Regions from separate parts of the Homo sapiens genome. Here region 1 is linked to region 2. The links are chromatin contacts, found by Hi-C or POLR2A ChIA-PET in ENCODE. All regions are on one chromosome and are shown on one strand. The core of a region is the stretch at or near the end of the contact, and the rest is flanking DNA. Distances in the headings are between cores, read along the strand shown. Region 1 holds the start of NPPB (natriuretic peptide B). Region 2 overlaps C1orf167 (chromosome 1 open reading frame 167).

Evidence for each region. Hi-C counts contacts between places; a loop is a spot of excess contacts on that map. ChIA-PET counts read pairs that join two places held with the same protein, here RNA polymerase II (POLR2A). Pooled maps may share reads with other maps.
Region 1: a loop to region 2 is called in a map of K562, with 8 times the contacts of the local background. The contact joins the promoter of NPPB here to the enhancer-like site in region 2. A Hi-C loop is called at or near these places in 2 of 168 maps with a recorded cell type or tissue (K562 and astrocyte of the cerebellum) and 4 of 50 pooled maps. POLR2A ChIA-PET finds 5 or more read pairs at or near these places in 1 of 52 experiments (GM12878).

What each region holds. Positions count from the first base shown.
Region 1 is chr1:11,856,777-11,860,252 of GRCh38, forward strand. It overlaps NPPB (natriuretic peptide B), which reads right to left and starts at 2,169. Exons shown (of 3, transcript NM_002521.3): 1 at 1,926-2,169; 2 at 1,438-1,693; 3 at 688-895. The coding sequence starts at 2,057. The coding sequence ends at 879. RefSeq lists a silencer at 2,568-2,734.
Region 2 is chr1:11,782,889-11,786,684 of GRCh38, forward strand. C1orf167 (chromosome 1 open reading frame 167) reads left to right here. Exons shown (of 21, transcript NM_001010881.2): 15 at 1,286-1,705; 16 at 2,260-2,401. It overlaps MTHFR (methylenetetrahydrofolate reductase), which reads right to left. Exons shown (of 12, transcript NM_005957.5): 12 at 2,835-3,796. Among named protein-coding and RNA genes, the nearest start is that of C1orf167-AS1, 5.2 kb to the left of the region's middle. Within about 2 kb of position 2,428, at least 22 of the 41 ENCODE cell types and tissues checked have a DNase peak (open chromatin) inside an H3K27ac peak, as active enhancers do.

The sequences.
Region 1 (3,476 bases), core at 919-3,418, 74 kb after region 2:
CCCTTCCCAGGAATCTGAAAGGAGAGGAACTCAGCACTGCGGAGGCCTGGATTGCAGGGTGTGTGGGAAGGGGACCCATAGGAGAGACAGCCTCCCCACTGGTTAAGGCAAAGAGAAGAGATGATGCAGCCCCAGGGGAGGGGCACCCTGGAAAGCTGGGCTGATTGCCAGACCCCTCTCACTTTGTGGGTTGGAGTTTTGAAGGCTCCTTTGCAGGATGACCCCAGGAATTGGAGTTTCAAAGCTGATATTTGGGGCAGGATGGAGGGCTCACCCCGGTATGGGAATGTAGATGAGCCACACCCACACACACTGCCCCCAGTCGTTGACATTTTAGCTGAGACCTGAAAGCAATAATCCCCAGGGAGAGTGCTTTAATGGTGGAATTCCAGGCAGAGCAAGGACGAGTGGAGAAAACGGCTGGATACGTGCCCTCAGGTTGCACACGTATCCTGCCCTGCTTTGAAAAGCAGTTTCTCCCAAGTGCCTCAAGTGCTTGAGATATTCAATAACATTTCAGAGCATTAAAAACTCTGAAAGAAAAGAAAGCCTGCTACCTCTGAGGCCACATCCTCATCCCACCATGAAGATGCCTTGAGATCACAGGGCTTTGTGGTTTTAGTTGGGTTGGTTTCTTTGAAATGAGGGATTATTTTTAATGCGCCAAGACAAATCAGTTTCAAAAGATAAAGCTTATAATGTTGACTTTATTTCACCGTGGAAATTTTGTGCTCAAAGGTAAGAAACCATCTTATATAAAACAATCAAATAAATACATAAATACATTAAAAAAATGAGTCACTTCAAAGGCGGCCACAGGGTTGAGGAAAAAGCCCCTTGTGGAATCAGAAGCAGGTGTCTGCAGCCAGGACTTCCTCTTAATGCCGCCTCAGCACTGTCAGGGAAAGAGAGAGGGTGATGATGGTTAGGGTGGGAGATGGAGGCAGGGGCTGAGCTTACCTCATCGTGTGCCACCCACCACCCTGTTAGTCATCAGACGTTTGAGGCTTAATGCAACTCTCTGAGCCTCAGTTTCCTCATCTGTAAATTGGGGATTATCATTGCTCTGGTGATCCTGCTCTCTGCCTTTGAGACTATAGACAGTTTAGAGGAAACCAGGAGGAAATGTTTGGTTCTCTTTCTGCACCACTGGGGGGCTGCCAAATGATAAACAGACCCCCAAAGGAGATTCTGCCCCTTTGATAAGAAGTAGGAGGTGGGGAGAAGGTATTGTGGGCATGGTAATGAAATAAGCCCACATTTACTAATTCCACAAAGGCACCCCTTGGCCCTGAAGGCTGTTAACAAGAGGAAGCGATGTCCAGGTGACCTTTTCTCAAAGAGTGTGGTTCCCAGAGACAACAAACCCCAAAGTGACTCTAACAGTGTCACACACTGGAATGGGGGAAGGCGGCCGGGGTGGCAGGGGGTGCTTACCTTTGCAGCCCAGGCCACTGGAGGAGCTGATCCGGTCCATCTTCCTCCCAAAGCAGCCAGACCCTTGCACCATCTTGGGGCTTCGTGGTGCCCGCAGGGTGTAGAGGACCATTTTGCGGTGCCCACGGATGCCCTCGGTGGCTACCTCCCGGGACTTCCAGACACCTGTGGGACGGGGGCTCTCCTGGAGGGGCTCCAGGGATGTCTGCTCCACCTGCAGCTCCGACAGTTTGCCCTGCAAATGGTTGCGCTGCTCCTGCAATGAATGGGGGCGTCCAAGCCTCAGGGACCCACCCCTGGGCTCACCAGCCCTTCATGGCACCCAAGTGAACCGACTGCCTTGGGTACAGGGTCAGGGCACCCAGTCTCTCCATTTTCTGATTCCTTTATCACTAATTCCAAAGGAAAGATGAGGGCCTCTTGGGACAGCAGGTGAGGACCCTTTCATTGCTGCTGTCCAATCCCCCTGAGCTGCCCTCCGCTCTCACCTGTAACCCGGACGTTTCCAAGTCCGAGGCTGAACCGGGGCTGCCCAGCGGGTGGGAACGACCTCCCAGGAAAGCCAGATGCAAGAAGAGCAGGAGCAGGAGCGCCCGGGAAGGTGCTGTCTGGGGATCCATGTCTCTGGAGGGACTGCGGAGGCTGCTGCTGCTGCTTCTGCTGCTGCTGCTGCTGCTGCGATGCGTCCGGGTTTGCTTCCCACCTGCCCTCAGCCTGCGGGGTGCTCCTCCTGGCTCCTCGGGACACCGTGGCCTTTTATCCTGGAGCTGAGTGTCGGGCCTGCCCTGCCATGCAGGGTTATCTCTGATTTATCAGCCACATTCCGGGCCTCTGAGATCAGGGCCCGGGAATGAGCCCCTCCGCGCCTGCGACGTGGGAGGTGGAGACCGGGCAGAGCCGACCTTGTATAGAAATGGGCCGGGTCGGGCCGGGGGGCAGGAACGCGCTGGAGACACAGACAAGTCCCCGTCTCCCGCTTCTTCCTTTCCTGCAAATGTCCAGGTGTCCTAGGTTGGCGCTTTCTTCCTGCCTCCCCACCCCACCGTTGCTGGAAAAGGCAGGGAGGACCCCGGCTTTCCGAGGACCGACGTGAGCGCGGGGAGCACGGGGTGACTCACAGCGAAAACAGCCCCGGCCAAGACCCCGCCACCCGCGGCGCCTCTCCCCTCCCCGCGCGAGTTCCCTGGCCCGCACGTAGCGCAGCACCTGCTCGCCGCTGTGCACCCTGCCTGCCTGCGGGTCCTCGGGGGCGCCCTGGCCGCTGTCCGTGGTGCTGATCACCCCGAGGGAACTTGGAGCAAACTCTCAAGAGCTGCTCTCTTCAACGGGATTTTCAGGCCAGAAAGACCTGCGTGGAGCAAGGACAAGAGACCTCCGAGACCTTTCCCTATGCTCTCACAATCCGCCATCTTATAGTCCTTACAGCAACGGGATGCTGATTCCCCAGTGGCAATTCATTAAAAGCCTGGGTATGACCAGGAACTTCTGGAATGCTGACCCTTCTTTCACTCCTTAAAGGGAAGAGCAGATTTCGCTGGAATTTTGAGAGATAGGGTCCAGTGATGACGAAGTCACCCAAGAATGCCTTATATGTGTGTCCTCCACGTGTCAACACCTCCTCTCCCCCACCAAGCCAACACAGGATGGAAAACAAAAGGATAGGCTGGGCATGGTGGTTCACGCCTGTAATCCCAGCACTTTGAGAGGCCGAGGCGGTCGGATCACGAGGTCAGGAGATCGAGACCACGGTGAAACCCCGTCTCTACTAAAATTACCAAAAATTAGCTGGGCATGGTGGCAGGCGCCTGTAGTCCCAGCTACTCGGGAGGCTGAGGAAGGAGAATCACTTGAACCCAGGAGGTGGAGGTTGCAGTGAGCTGAGATCACGCCACTGCACTCCAGCCTGGTTGACAGAGAGCGAAAAAAGAAAGAAAGAAAGAAGGAAAGAAAGAAAGAAAGAAAGAAAGAAAACAAAAGGATGGCTGGAATGATGGTTATCTATTTGCTGGGATACCAGAGATATGGGGATTTCCCCTCTC
Region 2 (3,796 bases), core at 1,178-3,677:
AGCCTGGGCGACAGTGCGAGACTCCATCTCAAAAAAAAAAAAAAAAAAGGAGGAGAAATCCACTCCTCGGAAATCTACCATAACGCCCATTGTGAGGAGTTACAGCAAGGAGAATTCTGCTGTACACTGTCGCTAAGAGAAGAGAGTGAAATCTTCATTTAAGTAAAGATGTTCTGGTGGAACATGTATACAGTTCATGAATGCATATTGTAAAACCAAGCAGAGGACACAGAATGGCTCCTCCCACAGTTCAGTACAAATTTGCGAATGTTCAGTGTCCCCGTGGGGCAGTGAACTGTTGGCTACAGAATGGCTGACGTCTGTGCTTTTGCATCTGAGGGTGTAGATGGTTATTTTGTTTGTTTGTTTGTTTTTTGAGACAGAGTTTCGCTCTTGTTGCCCAGGTTGGAGTGCAATGGCGCGATCTCGGCTTACCACAACCTCCGCCTCCCGGGTTCAAGTGATTCTCCTGCCTCAGCCTCCCGAGTAGCTGGGATTACAGGCATGTGGCACCACACCTGGCTAATTTTGTATTTTTAGTAGAGACGGGGTTTCTCCATGTTGGTCAGGCTGGTCTCGAACTCCCGACCTCAGGTGATCCGCCCGCCTCTGCCTCCCAAAATGCTGGGATTACAGGTGTGAGCCACTGTGCCTGGCCGTAGATGGTTTTTTTTCTTGGCTTCTCACTGAGTGAGAGATGGTGTTCCTCTCCCTCACCAACCACCTGGGCATGTGATGGGAGGCAGGGCATGGCTGATGTGGGACTTGAACCCATACTGCTGGTTCCCATCCCCCTCGCAGGGCAGCCCCTGCCCTCTGAGGCTGAGGTTGCAAGATGGAAAGCCAGTGCTTTCACCTGTTACTGGTCGTTTACTGTTTTGTGGGAGATTTGCAGGTGTAACTTTGAATAAATGTGACTTTTGACTCTGAGAACGAGACAAGCCCTCCCATGCATCTGTTTTTGTTTTGTTTCATTTTGTTTTTTTGAGATGGAGTTTCACTCTTGTCACCCAGGCTGGAGTGCACTTGCGCGATCTCGGCTTACTGCAACCTCTGCCTCCTGGGTTCAGGCAATTCTTCTGCCTCAGACTCCCAAGTAGCTGGGATTACAGGTGCCCACTACCAGGCCTGGCTAATTTTTGTATTTTTAATAGAGACGGGGTTTCACCACGTTGGTCAGGCTGGTCTCAAACTGACTTCAGGTGATCCACTCACCTTGGCTTCCCAAAGTGCTGGGATTACAAGCATGAGCCACCACACCTGGCCCAATGTGTCTGTTTTGCAGCTACTTCCAGGCCTGGTGTGAGGTTGTAAGAGACACGGGGGTGCTCCGGGCCCAGCATCAAGCCTTTCAGGATGGCCTGAGGAGAAGAGCACTGGGGGCCGTGTTTGCCACATGGCGGGAAGCCCAGGAAGTGGCAGCCGGGGCACAGGAGCAGCGTGTGGCCCAGGCCTCCCTTGCCCGCTGGAGAAGCTGCGGGCAGCAAGGCCAGGAAGATGGGCAGCAGAAGAAGGCCCGGGCCCCACAGGCCTTCCCAGCATGGCCAGTGGCCCCGGGCATGCACCATGAGGCCCAGCAGCAGGCAGGAGAGAGCGCTGGGGCCCAGGCAGCCCAGTGCTGGACTTGGTGCTGGGCTCTGTGGGTGCATGAGTCCTGTCGGGGCCAGGTCAGCCGAGCCCATGCTTCCTGGAAGCCGCGAGCCTGGTGAGTGCTGTGGTCTAAGTGCAGCCCCACTCTGTGCTTCCAGCTCAGGCCTCAAGCCTGTTTTTGGCAGGGGTAGAGCGTAATTCATGGCTGGGTGGCAGGGCAAAGGCTCAAGAGGGTGGTTGGGGGTGACAGGGAGAGGCCGCCCTGGCCATCTAGTCCTGGGCCACATCCTGACACCGCCTCTTGCTGTGTGTCCCCTCCTTGGGGAAGTCTCTAATGGTCATGCCTTGCAGTCACCAGCACAGCCAGCCACTCAGCAAGCGCCATAAACGCGCTCTTGCCAGGGAAGGGGAGGCAAAGTGGCACTGGCAGGACTGTCCCCTCTCTGCCCCTAAACAGGATGCTTGTCCCCGTCTGTGATTTTCTCCTTCCAGGTCGCTCTCCATCCTGTTTACCCAGATTCTCCCTCCAGAAAAGGGAGTGTGGGAGGTGGGTGGGCCCCAGCCTGGGGCTGGGCCCGGAAGGCCCCCTCCCGCAGGGCACTGGGGGGGCTCCCTGCAGAGAGTCCTGGCCTTTATGGCCCTGGCTGCAGACTCCTTCCTCTCCCGCAGGGTCCTAGAGGCCTCGGTGCAGTCGGCGGTGCGCGGCGGTGTCCAGCGAGCCATCCTCACCCAGCTCCGGCCGGCTGAGCTCAGGCGCTTCCTGCGGACAGTGCAGCTCAGGGTGCGGCTGGGACTGCCAGGGGCCGGCAAGGTACGCCCCAAGCCCCAGACTGACCTCACGCTCTGGCCCCGGATGGCCAGCAGGGGGAGCCTGCTGCTGGACGCCCCAGCCCCTTGGAAACAGGTGAAGGGAGCCTAGGCAGGGCGGGAGGTCCAAAAATGACCCTCGGACCACCGGCCTTAGAATCAGCTTGATTCAGCCGGTGGTGGCAGCATGGCTGGATGCCTCCCCAGGGGCCCAGCAACCTCGTATGCACCACCTCTCCCCAGTTCTCAGTCAGCCTCTGACAAGCAACTCTGAATCCATCAGCAAAGATGAACCTGGCACCTCTCGAGTGCCAGGCCACTGCAGGTCCGGCCGCAAAGACCAGCATGTTGGGTCACAGCCTGTTAGGGAGACATTGAAATGCATGCTTTCTCACGGTGCAGTTGAGGATCAGAATAGGTACACGAGGACAGTAGCATTTTTTTGTCAAGTTTTTTTGTTTATTTTTGAGACAGAGTCTGGCTCAATTGCCCAGGCTGAAGCAGAGGAGTGATCTCAGCTCACTGCAACCTCTGCCTCCCGGGTTCAAGTGATTCTCCCGCCTCAGCTTCCTGAGTAGCTGGGACTACAAGTGCACGCCACCACGCCTGGCTAATTTTTGTATTTTTAGTAGAGACGGGGTTTCACCATATTGCCCAAGCTGGTCTCGAACTCCTGAACTCAAGTGATCCTCCCACCTCGACTTCCCAAAGTGCTGGGATTACAGGTGTGAGCCACCGCGCCAGGCCAAGTTTTTTTTTTTCTTATTGGAAAAGTGAAATATGCTTATTACAGAAACCTCAGAAAATATAAAGTAGAAAAATACCAAAATTTCTTTCATAATTCTCTCTACCCAAAGGCATCGGTCAGTCCCTCTCCAGACCAGAAGCAGTTAGTTCTGACACCAACAAGTGGTGATAAGAGGTTGATAGCCTAGCAAGGGGGAAGAAGCCACCACCAAACCAAACACAAAAAATGACACTGCACAGCAGTCTGGGGACATGTCCTTGAAGGACACAGCCCCAAAGATACTGGCAGGTGAGGTAGTGTCCCTAAGATCAACAGGCATCATCATGAATCCTATTTCAGAATGCCACAAAGAATACGTTTTAGAGAAGATTCTAAGAGAAAAAGCTAAGGTGATTTTTTTTTTCAGTCGTTTTTTGTTCTCAGACAGTGTCTCACTCTGTCGCCCAGGCCAGAGTGCAGTGGTGCGATCACAGCTCACTGCAGCCTCAACCTCCAGGGCTCAAACGATCCTCCCACCTCAGCCACCTGAGTAGCTGAGACTACAGGCGTGTGCCACCACACCCGGCTAATTTTTTTTTTTTTTTTTTTGTAGAAATGGGATCTCACTATGTTGCCAGGGCTTGTCTCAAACTCCTGGGCTCAAGCGATCTA